3 separate regions of the Homo sapiens genome follow, and all the other regions are linked to region 2. Evidence: chromatin contacts called from ENCODE Hi-C or POLR2A ChIA-PET data. All regions are on one chromosome and are shown on one strand. Each heading gives the region's core, a stretch centred on a gene start or an enhancer-like site at or near the end of the contact. The rest is flanking DNA. Distances are from core to core; before and after follow the strand shown. Region 1 overlaps DLGAP1 (DLG associated protein 1). Region 2 overlaps DLGAP1 (DLG associated protein 1). Region 3 overlaps DLGAP1 (DLG associated protein 1).

What was found. A loop is a pair of places that touch in the nucleus more often than their neighbours do. ChIA-PET counts read pairs that join two places held with the same protein, here RNA polymerase II (POLR2A). Pooled maps may share reads with other maps.
Region 1: a loop to region 2 is called in a map of endothelial cell of umbilical vein, with 8 times the contacts of the local background. The contact joins two enhancer-like sites. A Hi-C loop is called at or near these places in 7 of 168 maps with a recorded cell type or tissue (A673, CD14-positive monocyte, Calu3 and 3 more) and 4 of 50 pooled maps. POLR2A ChIA-PET finds 5 or more read pairs at or near these places in 4 of 52 experiments (H1, OCI-LY7, PC-9 and 1 more).
Region 3: a map of endothelial cell of umbilical vein shows a loop between it and region 2 (9-fold over the local background). The contact joins two enhancer-like sites. A Hi-C loop is called at or near these places in 1 of 168 maps with a recorded cell type or tissue (endothelial cell of umbilical vein), 1 of 37 single-sample maps with no recorded cell type and 1 of 50 pooled maps. POLR2A ChIA-PET finds 5 or more read pairs at or near these places in 3 of 52 experiments (AG04450, PC-9 and Panc1).

Annotation. Positions count from the first base shown.
Region 1 is chr18:3,709,243-3,713,780 of GRCh38, forward strand. The region is part of intron 7 of DLGAP1 (DLG associated protein 1); the gene reads right to left. Among named protein-coding and RNA genes, the nearest start is that of DLGAP1-AS6, 58 kb to the left of the region's middle. Within about 2 kb of position 1,834, at least 15 of the 41 ENCODE cell types and tissues checked have a DNase peak (open chromatin) inside an H3K27ac peak, as active enhancers do; they include CD14-positive monocyte and endothelial cell of umbilical vein, where a contact is called at or near this core.
Region 2 is chr18:3,744,250-3,748,878 of GRCh38, forward strand. All of the region lies in intron 5 of DLGAP1 (DLG associated protein 1), which reads right to left. Among named protein-coding and RNA genes, the nearest start is that of DLGAP1-AS6, 94 kb to the left of the region's middle. Within about 2 kb of position 3,367, at least 3 of the 41 ENCODE cell types and tissues checked have a DNase peak (open chromatin) inside an H3K27ac peak, as active enhancers do; they include CD14-positive monocyte and endothelial cell of umbilical vein, where a contact is called at or near this core.
Region 3 is chr18:3,791,870-3,796,193 of GRCh38, forward strand. All of the region lies in intron 5 of DLGAP1 (DLG associated protein 1), which reads right to left. Among named protein-coding and RNA genes, the nearest start is that of DLGAP1-AS3, 84 kb to the right of the region's middle. Within about 2 kb of position 3,007, at least 5 of the 41 ENCODE cell types and tissues checked have a DNase peak (open chromatin) inside an H3K27ac peak, as active enhancers do; they include endothelial cell of umbilical vein, where a contact is called at or near this core.

The DNA.
Region 1 (4,538 bases), core at 584-3,083, 37 kb before region 2:
ACCCCCTACACACCTTCCTTCACTCTGTGCTGGCCCAATCTGCCTCCAAATATTTACCGAAGACACCCCTTTAGGAGCCTTCCTAAGACTGAAGAATGTATTTTAAGAATGCTTCACTATACACCAGTAAACCACAGAGCAGTATTGTGCCAGCTCCTTTGATCTGATAAGCTTTGTTCGAATGTGAGCTGAACTGTTAGCATGTTTGACCTGAAGTTGAGTTCTCAACAACGTACCAGTAGAGTTGAAAGTAATTGCACATGTCCACTGTATACAATCCCTTGGTCATTTAGGGAGACAGTACACCAGGCTTTTCAACATTTTTTCAGTCTGTGCAGAACATGTACATTTGCACTGGGTCCTAGAGACTCACTGTAAAGCAGCAGTGCAGAAATTGAAGATTTAGCACATGGTATTGACATGAAAAGTCAATGGAAAAAGTAGGTTTCCATGCAAGACTGTGAACCCCTCCAGGGCAGGCACGATTTCCCCCAGCCCTGCACCCGGGGTTTGGCACAGAGAAGTGTTCAGTGTTTGCGGGACTGAAGGATTCAATAATACTTGATATTCCTCTTTTCTCTGCATTCCTACCGTTGCCATGCCCAGTTAATACTGGAATTAGAAGTAGACAGCATGGGCATAAGGGTATGATCTCCTGCCTCTGAGATCTAAGGAGCCCAGGACAGGCCCAAACCTGGTTTCCTTTATACATCAGTTCACAAAACTAAAACTCAGGTCTATAGAAGATGAATTACTGCTACTCCTACAGCCAATGAGAAGCACATTTAAAATAGGGAGCTGCTATTTTCTGTAGTGGAGGAAGTGATTCTTCCTGTGTGGCTACGTTTAGCACATATAGCTTGGGACATGGATGGATTTATGCTTCTCTGTGCAGTGGGCTCTCTCCATAAATACCCAATGGTCTTTCATTTTACACTAGGAAAGACAAGCTACCAAAACGGAACACTTCTCACACACTCTTATCCTACTCCTACCAAAAGGAAGGAATATTTAGGGAAAATGATTTGAGGGGCTGGGACTCAAGACTCCTTGTGATAAAAAATTCTCACCTGCCCCTGCAGATTTTTGATAGGGGCCCTACGTCATCCCCCGCCCTTTCTCCTCCACACCCAGCTTCAGGCTCTGCAGAGGGACATGAATTTGAATTTTTGTTTGTTTGTTAGTTTATCAAGAAGAGGTATAGGTTTAGAAGGTTAAAGACTCTGGTCTAATGTTCTCCCCACTGTTCCCAGAAAAGCTCCCGTCAAGGACGGTGTCAATGACTGTGGAGAGGAAAGCACAGCCCTCTTTTACTTATTTATTCCATATATATTTTTAAAGCATTCACTATAGATGTCACTGTTCTAAGAGCTGGAGGCATAGTAGTGAACAAGACAGAAAAATTTTTTGGCTGGAATTGAGATGACAAATACACAAGTGAATATTTAATTTCATGTGGCAGTAAGTGTCATGAAGAAAAAGTAAGCATTGCAAAGGACAAGAGATTGACTTGGGGCAGAGCCAAGTGGCCATGAGACAGAGATGTGAACATGGAGTTGGGAGGTGGAGGAAGGACTCCAGGCACGGGTGTAGGGGGTGGGTGGAAGCAGCGCCAGAGCCCTAAGGCAGGAACAAGCTCGCTGGGTTCCAGAAGGTCAGAGCTCTCCATGTGTGGGTCATGGTTCCCTGGTGAGTGTCTAATAAGTAACAGGTGTTCCTGAGAAGGTGGCACACAGAGGTCAGAGGGCAGGGCTAGGGAAACACGGGAGTGAGGGCAAGAAGAAGGCCAGTGCGTCTGCAACAGAAGAGTCCAGAAACACGACAGAGGAAGTCAGAGAGCCAGGAGGGGCCGCCCTGGGCAAGGTCTGGCAGAGACTTGGCTATAAACACGATGATCTCAGCCACAGAGTGTAAGAGGGCAGCACAAAGGGAAGTAAAAACAAAGCCAAGGGCATATCCTTGTTGTTTCAGGCATTTAAATCTGATAAGAACTTGATAACTGGAGAGAATAAAAGCTACAGCTTGATGCCCCTTCTGTAATGACTCCAGTGATCAATGCTTTCATCATGCAAGTGAATCAGATCATATCACTATGAATGATAAAAATTGTGTTAAAGAATAGCCAGGTAAATCGACCTGTTTATAAAATGTATATGCCCAATTAGTCTATTGGAACAAAAATAGAATGTAAAACAAAAAATAAAAATACCCACCTAGGTGAGACAACTTCAACTTCAATCACCTAAAAGTGGCTCACGTATCCCACCCAGATCATCAGCTGTGTTGACTGTGGTGAGGAATAAGACAGAAATCCAGCCGGGTGTGGTGGCTCATGCTTCTAATGCCGGCACTTTGGGAGGCTGAGGCAGGAGGATCACTTGAGCCCAGGAGTCTGAGACCAGCCTGGGCAACACAGCAAAGCTCCATCTCTACAAAGAAAATTAAAATATTAGCTGGCTCAGTGGCACCACCTGTGGTCCCAGCTACTTGGGAGGCTCAGGTGGGAGGCTTGCTTGAGCCCGGGAGATCAAGGCTGTTGTGAGCCATGATCATGCCACTGCACTCCAGTCTGGGCAACAGAGTGAGACCTTGTCTCAAAAAGAAAGAAAAAGAAAAAAATAAAAAAAGGAAGACAGAAATGCATCGGAGTATGAGGTTGTGGTTTAGGGATGGGGAGTGTGGGGATGGGCTGTGGGAAGGGAGGCATACAGAAATGTATAAGGAGGCATGAGTCCTAACAAACTATTCCTGGGTTCTGGCTAGAGGTATTTTTGTGACGATCACACTGACCCCGGTGGGGTGGCATGGGGGGAGCATGGCCTGTTAATGGCTAGAAGTTTGGGTTTTCTTTCTGCTCCTGAAGGCTGAGGCTGCAAACCCAGAACACACACTTACTGAGTGGGGATCTCACTGCACTTTTTGCCTTCTCAATTCTCCTTGAGAAATGCAGCCCCACCTTTATTTCTTGAGTGTTCTAGAAGAGGTGGAAAACAGCCTGGACTGTAGTGGGGGTCAGCCCAGCATCAGTGTGGTAGTGAGCAGGGGTGGACTTCGGGAGCAAGAGCAGCGTTTGCCGCGGGGCTTGCACTCCCAGCAGCTCACCCGTCTCTGTCCTGACCCTCCCTACTGGGCACGCAGGGTCTCTGTAGCACTTGGCCGAGGCCTAGATACCCAGGGTTTCCCACTGGAAAGTCTCACCTGGGGCTCATGCTTCTCACCTGTACCTGTTAACTCCCACAAGGCACTCCTTACAGAACACCTCATGGAATTATTTAACCTCAGTTATTAAGAGCTAATAGGGACCCATAGTGTTATTTTCTCCAAGTAGCGAATAAGCTCTGATTTTAAGCAGGCCCATTACAGGGAGACAATATGGTGCGTGAAATGGCAGTGGTGTCAGGGGGCTAATTACTGGGGAGCTTGTCAAGCCACAGAACTGGCCTGCTAATCATTCCTTGGCTTATTGCAGCTGACGTCATGGGGCTTTCCCACAGTGCATATGGGAAAATGAAGGAGGCAATCACAAGTTTTAGTTAAAGTGCTTAAGTTACTACTTTCTGTAGCTAGCAGGACTATAAGTTTAAGCAAGTGCACCGAAAAGATAGAAGCGGAATCAATTCACTCCTAACTGACTTACCCAGTTGGAAAGGCAAATTCGTGGGAGTGAAGTTGTTCTACTGGTACTGTTTCCTTTACAGAGTTATCCTTCAGATGTGTTCAGAAGGATGGGGCAGGACACAGTGAATATTTGCAAAAGCTCTAGTACTGGCCTTTAAAGCTGTTATTCTTTTCAATCAATCCTCATCAAACCCTGCCTTGGTGCAAAAACCAGATGCAGACTATTGGGAGATCTATATACACAGGATAGACCCTGAACCACCAACAAGTACAGCCTGGGTTCGTGTGGACTCAGGACCATTCTACCGTTTCTCTGTTTCCCTGCTTCTTTGCTGCTGTTCACAGCCGGATCAGCTGAGCTACAGTTTGCACAGCTGCAACTGATTGGACTCCCAGTTGCCTTTTCCAGAACATGCAATTGGTGCCATAATCTACAAAAGAGATATTAACCCCACAACTGAGGAGATTAGGAGCAAAGAATGATAAGAATGAGGACAAGGTCAATCCAAGATGGATGGCGTTGAAGGCCTGTGGACACATCGCTCAGATAACTGAAGTTTTTACAGTAATTGGAAAGATTTGTGCATGTGGGGGAGGCTTCAGTCTAAAAGGGGAAATGAGTAAATGTTACAGTGGCTTGTTAGTAGTTAGAAGAATGAGCATGTGCAAATTGCTGTTTGGGATCAAATTAAGGCATATGGTATAAGATAGAAGTATGCTCAGTGGAGGCAGAAGCAATAAGCGGCACATTGATGAATTATGCCTTTGCTTATACTTCTATTTTCAGAATTTGCTTTAGGTCTTCCACTTGATTGTATCTTCAGTAATCATAAGTATTTGGTGGTCCTTCCTCTGATATGAAGCGTGACACTTGTGTGATAGAAAGAAACATGTTTATGACACAGAGCACTCAGGAGAGC
Region 2 (4,629 bases), core at 2,117-4,616:
AAGGGAAATCCTCAAGGTAGCTAGATACAAGGTAACAATACATAAATTAACAGCTTTTCCACGTAACATCAAATAAAATTTTAATGAAAAAAATTCCCTTTAAAATTGCAAAACATAAAATACACAGAAATTACAAAAAAGAAACGCATCAAATTTTATGAAGAAAATGATAAAATTTATGGAAGGCACTAAGTAAGTGCTAAATTAATGCAAAAAACCCCCACAACAATTTTCCTGTAAAAAAACTTAAATTTTCCCTAAATTTATCTATAAATTTAACGTAATTGCGACAAAAATCTCCATGTCAATTTTACCTTTTTTCTCTTTTTGAGATGGAGTCTCACTCTGTCGCCCAGGTGGAGTGTAGCTCACTGCAACCTTCACCTCCTGGGTTCAAGTGATTCTCCTGCCTTAGCCTCCCGAGTAGCCGGAATGACACACGCACGCCACCGCGGCCGGCTAATTTTTGTATTTTTAGTAGAGATGGGGTTTCACCATGTTGGCCCGGCTGGTCTCAGACTCCTGACCTCAAGTGATCTGCCCACCTTGGCCTCCCAAAGTGTTGGGATTACAGGCATAAGCCACTGCCCCATAAATCTCCATAGAAATTTTATTCAAATGTAACAAACTCATTTTAAAGTTTATATAAGATTCAGAGCAGCATTATTCATAACAGACAAAAGGTGGAAGCAACCCAAATGTCTAACTCTGAGTAGATGAAATGTGGTAAATGAACTATTTGACTAAAAAAAGGAATGAAGTATTGATACATGCTATAATATAGATGAACTTTGAGAACATCATGCTAACTGAAAGAAGCCTCATATTACAAAAGACCACATATTACATGATTCTACTTACATGAAATGTCCAGAATAGGCAAATCGCTAAAGATAGAAAGTAGGTGAGTGGTTGACTAGAGCTGGGCGGGGAAAGCATAGGAAGATGGTGGCATTAGGAAGTGATATCTGAAGGGTATGGAGTTTCTCTTTGCAGTGATAAAACAGTTCTAAAATTAGTTATAGTGTTGGTTGCACAACTCTGAATATATGAAAATCATTAAATTGTACACTTGAAAATGGTGAATTATATGTTATGTGTATTATATTTCCACAAAACCGTTGTAAAAAATTACGTGAGTCCTCAAAATAATCAGATTTCCTTACGGAGTTTAGAGGGTAGACTAAACTGGGCAATACTAGAGAAAGAAGGCCAGTTAAGGTGGTTGCAATGTTGCTATAATCTAAACAAGGGAAAAGGGCTCAGTTAAGTATTAGTGGTAGTAGAGAGGAAGAGATAGATTTGAGAATCCACACGAAAATTAAATGTGGTTGATGAGTAAGGAGGTCTAAAGGTTCTAAGAACAGCCAGAAAATAAAAATAAATAAAAAACAAGGGGAGGAATGCCCTTTATCTGATCTCAGCTATATTTTATTTTTTATTTTTATTTATTTTTTTGAGATGGAGTCTTGCTTTATTGCCCAGGCTGGAGTGCAGTAGTGCGATCTCAGCTCACTGCAATCTCTGCCTCCTGGGTTCAAGCGATTCTCCTGCTTCAGCCTCCAGAGCAGCTGGGATTACAGGAACATGCCATCAAGCCCAGCTAATTTTTGTATTTTTGTAGAGAAGGGGTTACACCATGTTGGCCAGGCTGGTCTTGAACTCCTGACCTCAAGGGATCTGCCCACCTTGGCCTCCCCAAGTGCTGGGATTACAGGAGTGTGCCACCATGCCCGGCCTCAGCTATACTTTATAGCTGCAATGATGAAAATGGGTCATGTTAGTAAAGGAACTGACAAAGCAGTAGAATGAAATAAGGACTCCAGAAACAGAACTAAGTATGTGTTTGAATATAATATATTGCAAACGTGGCAGTTGGAATAGGCAAGGAAAAGATCAAGTATTTAATAATGGAGTTAGACCTTTTTTGCCTCCACTTGGGGAAAAATGAATTCCTACTAAGCATATAGATGAAAAATAATATTTTAAAAACTTAAAGTTCTCCAATACAATATAGATTATATTTTATAATCTCAATTTCTATACTTAAACAATTTAAAGAGAAATTTATCAATGTTTTATGAATAAAAAAACCTATAAAGCCTTATGGAAGGCAATAAAGAAGGCCTAAAGAAATGCAAAGGAATATGGTAGAGAAAGACTTTAGAAGCATCGTGGTAAACTTAGATGCCATAAAGAGAAAGGTTAATGAATGGAAGTACATGAAAATTTAAAACTTTTGTTCAGCCAAAGATCCTGTCAACAATGTTAAGAAAAATAGTCATTGTGTATAAGAACATATTTGCAACACTAAGCAGCAAAAAGGGTTCACATGCATAATATTTAAATTATGAATAAAAATAATGAAACCAACACAATAAAAAATGGTCAAAGCCTATAAAGAGGGAATCATAAGAAAATAAATATATAAATTCACAGGAAAGTAACTTTATATATCACCAAGCATATGACAAAATGCTCGATCTCACTAGTAATTAGAGAAATGTGGATTTTAAAAAACATACATTTACACATTACATTCATGTACATCCATCTTGATGTCCTCAAATTGTAAAGATATTCCCTATATTCTAAGTGTCCTCTTAGTAGCATTGTGTACGATTGCATCTATTCTTAAAGCTTGTATGGAATTACTTAATATATAACAGCCAAAAACTATTCTTAATAATACTAAACCCTGAGAATGTGATAAGCAACCACTTTTTGCAGCTGCACTGAGGGAGAAACCAAATTAAGACAGATCTAGAATATAACATCGAAAGTAAATCTCTTATTGCATTTTACTGTTACAAAAGATAAACTAGGCTGGGTGCAGTGTGGCTCACACCTGTAATCCTAGCACTTTGGGAGGTCTACGTGGAAGGAACTCTTGAGCCCAGACCAGCCTGGGCTACATAGTGAGGCCCTGTCTGTATTTTTTAATATAAAAAAGTAAAAGAAAAAAATTGTTCTAGAAATGTGCCCTATGGATCCTTCAAGTAGTGGTCAAACATGAAAATAGTTTGCCAGGTCAAGGTAATATTTTCCATGTGTTACGTGCTATTATGGTGATTCCAGCTGCATCGCTTTATAATACCAATGCCAAAAATTTCAACCAACAAACAAACTGAAAAATTCGTTTTCCTTTTAAGATCTTTTTTAGAAAAAGAGAATCGTAGCTGGAAGCATTTATAACCTAAAGTTCACTTCTCTTTAGAACTTGCGCATTAGATGACAAATGTGTTTCTTTGACTATTTTGCAACCTGACCCAGAGCAATGATATTGCCAACATAAATGATGATGCCATTCCAAATGTTATCAGGGCAGTGACGGGAGTGGCTGTTTCATAAATGGTGTATATTCAAAGAAGAAGTGAAAGTCCGGCGTTTTGAAAAATGAGCGTCTGCTGGCTGAATGGGGAAATGAGGCATCATTGCAACAATCATTCACTCTGGCCACTCGTTATGAAATAAGGCACAATTCCCAAATTTCAAAGTGAAACATCATTCAGAAGGAATTGAATAGTTCTTCTCTGGTGAGTCATTCCTGATAAAACAATGCATACATTAATAACACACAAAATATAAGGAAATGAACTGTTTTATCTTGCCCACTTATAGAACAGAGCCCTCCGCTATCAATATAAAGGTTACTATATGCCCATGTGCTCCGGATGCAGAAACGCTCATTAAATAAACACCAAAATAGTGCATCGATGACTTTGTCTTTACCTCAAAAGAAAGTTGATCTGCTCAGAAGAAAGACAGTGTGCATATTCAGAAACATTAACTCTCTCATGTTACGTTAATTATTTCCAATGTTGGTCTAACGAAATGGCACTCTTCTTTTTCCATCCTTCTCCCTAAATTACTTATGCTAAGTTAACTTTTCCTAGCTTATCAGAACTAAAGGGAGATTTTGATTTTTTGGGCTGGGAGGTCCCATTCATTATCATGACTTTAAAGTACAACCAATAATGGGAAGTTCTTAGGTGACAGTGAGCCAACCACACAAACAAGCTTGACCCTTTGTATCCGGAAGGCTGCCATTGCGAAGAAGAGCGTGTACAGTAATCATCAGACCACAAAGTTTTAAACCAGTGTCTCAAAAGACAAAATGACTAACTTTGCAACATATTACTGGAAATAACTTCAGATGGCTGGGATGCTTTTTCCCCCAAAGAAGGAAATGCTTCCAGGTTATGGAGTCTAATGGGAGAATCTTTGGAGGTGATGGACCATCTTATGGAGCCATCTGCACCCTAAGTTTTGTTCATTTTCACGTTGTCTTCTCTCTGACTTACAAAAGTATTGGAATGTAAGGCTCTTCCATGGGACCCAGAGGAAACATTTTATGGCCTCAGGAGGTTAATCTAACTTCATTGTATTTCAAAAATGAACGTATTTGGCCTTGGTCATGACACTTTTATCAAATCATACTCATAAACATTAATGGCTTAAACTGAGAGGCTTTGATCCCTTGGGCTTTGGTGTGGACAATGGTACTTAGTAGGTGACAGTTCTCTGTTGAACTAGTTTCAGGGAATCAAACACAGGGCATTTTAGTAGTCAATCTGCTTTGGTAAAACGAAGCCTTTCTTTTCAGTAACCTTACCTATAATGGCTTTA
Region 3 (4,324 bases), core at 1,757-4,256, 47 kb after region 2:
CCACTGCACTCCAGCCTAAGCAACAGAGCGAGATTCTGCATTTAAAAAATAAAATTAAAAAAAGGCAAATGGGCAATTCATCATTTTTTAACAGCAAAGTAATGTGTTAATCCCTGTCTGCTCCCACGTCCACACTGGGGACCACCCCCCACCCCACTATAGCTGGCTGGCTAGAGCCCTACCCCAGGCCACATCTAACCTGGTATCATCGCACTGCAGAAGCCCTATGCCCCAGCCCTGTAACCAGCTGGCCCTGTGTACTCACGGGCCTGCAGGGCAGCAGCCCTCTTCCCTAACTCCAGCTGTGGGTACTTAAGATATTATGATGGGGCTGGGCACGATGGCTCACACCTGTAATCCCATCACTTTGGGAGGCTGAGGTAGATGGATCACTTGAGGCCTGGAGTTCAAGACCAGCCTGGCCAACATGGTGAAACCCTGTCTCTACTAAAAACACAAAAATTAGCCAGGCATGGTGGTGCATGGCCTGTAATCCCACCTACTTGGGAGGCTGGGGCAGGAGAACTGCTTGAACCCAGGAGGTAGAGATTGCAGCAGTGAGCCAAGATCATACCACTGCACTCCAGCGAGACTCCATCTCAAAAAAAAAAAGATATTATGATGGGACATCTGCCTTGGCGTCATACTGATCTCTTTGATGGAAACTTTGACCTCTTACTTCCCTTCTCTCAACCCCTTCTGCATGGAGTTTGGACCTTGAGCTCTGCAATTCCATTTGCTGTCTTGGCCTCCACTGCAGACCAGAAGGAATGGGATGGTCCCACTAACCTGACAATGTGTGGCACCACCATCTGCGGCCACACCTCACCATACAGGCCAGCTTCTTTGGGCACCTGTGTCAGCCCAGATTGAGCCTGTGTTAGCTGAACTGCTGGAATAATGTACTGGGGCTTGTGCATGTACCTTCCAGATCCTGTTGGTCCTGCCTGACCCCTCAGCCTTGGACTCTGGCCCTGCTTCCTGGACAGAGCAGCCTCAGGATGGCTCATGCTGCTGCCATCTGTGAAGCCTGGCCACCGTGCTTCTTCCTCCACCTGCGGCACTGCTGGTGTCTCGACCTCCCTCAGGGACGGGTTTGCCCAACCCCATTGAGCCGCTGGGCCTGTGGAGGCTTTTTCACTAGGAGTCTCAAGGCCCTCAGTAAGTATCACAGCTCACAAGTGCGGCGCTGTTAATATCCCATGGAATACGACTCGACCAATGAAAGGCAGGAGACCAGGAGGAATTAGCAGATGAATTGCTTGCCCTCTCTCTCTGAGAAGGACTGTTTCAGCACACCACGGTTCCATATGGCCTCTCCAGAGTCATCCATGTGATCCAATGGCCAGCTCTGTTTTCTTCCACAGCCCATGTCTGATCCGTGAATGCACCCTGCCAGCCCTGCCCTCAGGATGGGCACATACCTGTCCACTGCCCCACCCTGTTCTCACTCTCACTGTCCCGGAGGGCTGTGTGGCTTTCCCTGACTTCCATCCTTGCCTCCCTCCAATTTCTTCTCGATAGAGCAGCCAGATTTATTCCTTTGAAGTGCTGCTCCTCCACCCAAGGCTGTCAGAGTCCCCGTGTCACTCAGAGTACAACCCAAAGTATTGACTTCCATTCTTCCCCCTTCCAATTTCTTCTTGATAGAGCAGCCAGATTTATCCCCTTAAAGTGCTGGTCCTCCACCCAAGGCTGTTAGAGTCCCATGTCACTTAGAGTACAACTCGAAGTGCTCCCCGTGGCCCATGCTGTCTGGCTCCCTTCCCTCCTGCCTTCTTGAGCCTAGCTCTCTCTTTGCGCTCTCTGCTGTGGCCACCCCTGCTCTCCTGCATGGCCTCCTGCACACCAGGCACACCTCCAGGACTTGCTGCTTTCTGTCTGACTCACTTTCCCCTTGCACAGCTGCATGCCCCACTCTGCGACCCCCTGACACTATCCCCTTGTGAGTGTGGCCTTTCGTAATCACTTTCTCTGAACAGCACCTCCTCCTGCTTAACTTTTTCCTTCTTAGCCGTTATCCTAGTCTTCCTTGCTCTTTATGTCACTTATCTGTCTTGCTGGTTTTTGTCTTCCCTACTAGGATGCAAGCTCTGTAAGGGCAGGGGCTACTGCCTGTTTTGTTCACTGTGGTATCCCCAGTGTCCAGCACAGTGCCTGGTACACAGCAAGGTTAAGTACCAGCTGAACAAATGAACCCATGAATGAACGAGGACACCACATATACTTAAATGCTTCATTCCTAACTCTGCACGTCTCCTCCCTTCTCCTTTGTCAAGAAGGGCCTGGCTGGCTAGGTCCCAGTTGTCTCTTAGTTCCACCTGCCCTCAGACTCTCCTGTTTGGCTGCACAACTTCCTTTAACCCTTCTCTAACTGTGGCAGCATGGAAGGTGACAGCTTGGAGGTCAGTGATGAGGCAGGAAACTTGTTAGCTAGGACAGAACATATACAGAAGAGACTCAGTGCAGCTGACAGTGTGCATTATTGTGATACATGTTCAAAGCCCATCTCAATTATAGGCATGGATTCATTTATTTCTGACTTCAAAACTCTCCGTGTCAAAGTCTTGCTCTTACTACCTTGTTGAACTTGACTATAGCAATGGGGAATGGCACCTGGAAAGGGTCCCGTGGAGAACCCACCCAGGATGCTGTCAGTCAGCACTGACCATGGGGCTGAAGGTGGAAGGTTCCTCTATGTATAAAGAGAGCTTCTCACACTCGGGGCTTTTGTGTGGGACAGGAAAGGCTGACATAAAACAATGGGATTGAGTCATTCATGTGGGACCATACGTAGCCACAAAGGTGTGACTTGGCCCACTGCCCCCCTAGAGGGCAGATTGCAGAAGTTGGCAGAAATGTCACCTAATTATCAAGGTGGCTGTGTGGCTGGGAGTTACTGCTCAATCTATTCAGCAGCGGAGGAAGCTCTGCCAGTTCTCAGCACATAGGATCTGGCTAATCTGATAACATATGGAGGAGAAAAAGTGCGTCACTGGTTTCCTCTCGCACCACGCCTGACTTCTGCAAAGCAGCTTCTCTCCCACTTATCTCCCACTGCGAAGCCTTAGGCATTCATTCCTGTGTGATGGAGTCAGCATCCTGAAGAATATGGAATATCTTAGAGATGCAAACGATCCAATGAATACTTATTTATTGGTCAGGGAGAATGTAACTGAAGCCAATTTCCCTTGTGAGTTACTCACTTACTTCCAAATTGGCATGAGTGTAAGACTCCGTGGACATATATAACTCATTCTAGCCAGGATCCAGAGGATCACAGAGACACCCACTGAGTGTCCTAAGTGACAGGGGAGATGGATGTCATGAAAAGCCAGGAAGAAACCCCCAAATTCCTTGAAACAGACACAGAGATTTTCTTATTGGAAACTAAGCTAAACACTTATTTAAAAATATATTTTCTCCCTTGTCCTCATCTGTTTTCTTTTCTCTTTTCTTTTTTTTGAGACAGGGTCTCTCTCTGTTGCCAGGCTGGAGTGCAGTGGCATGATCTTGGCTCACTGCAACCTCCGCCCCCTGGGTTCAAGCGATTCTCCTGCCTCAGCCTCCTGAGTAGCTGGGACTACAGGCGCCCACCACCACGCCCAGCTAATTTTTGTATTTTTAGTAGAGACGGGGTTTCACCATGTTGGCCAGGATGGTCTCGATCTCTTGACCTCGTGATCTGCCCACCTTGGCCTCCCAAAGTGCTGGGATTACAGGCATGAGTCACCGCGCCTGGCCTGTTTTCTATTTTTAAATTTACTTGTATTATTTATTTGTTTGTTTATTTTTAGAGATGAGGGTCTCACTATGTTGTCCAGGCTGGACTCCCAACTCCTGGGCCCATGCGATCCTCCCACCTCAGCCTCCCAGGTAGCTAGACCGGGAGATAGATAGATAGGCACATCACCTATTTTCTTAGGGTTCCAGGGCTTGTTGAATACAAATTATCCAAATAAAACACAAAGGTTCTCCTCATATATACCAACCAAAACCCACAAAAAAATTTGTTATCCTTGTATTGTATGATCTCGTTGGACATCTGGCAGTGCTGGGAGGAATGAGCAGGTGGAATGAGCAGAGCCGCAGGATTGGGCCAGTCTTAAAGAGATGCTATCCGATGGTCAAAGGGCTAATACGATTAAGGAGTTAAGGACCAACATCGCCCACTGAGTTATTGCCAATTAGTAGCCAGGTTTCCCCAGCAGCCCCAAGCAAACATTATCACCAGCATTGATTACTGATATCGCCCTTCTGTATCTCTGTTCTGGGTTCTAATGCAGACATAGAGAGAGAGAAATTAATTTGTGATTAAGACAGG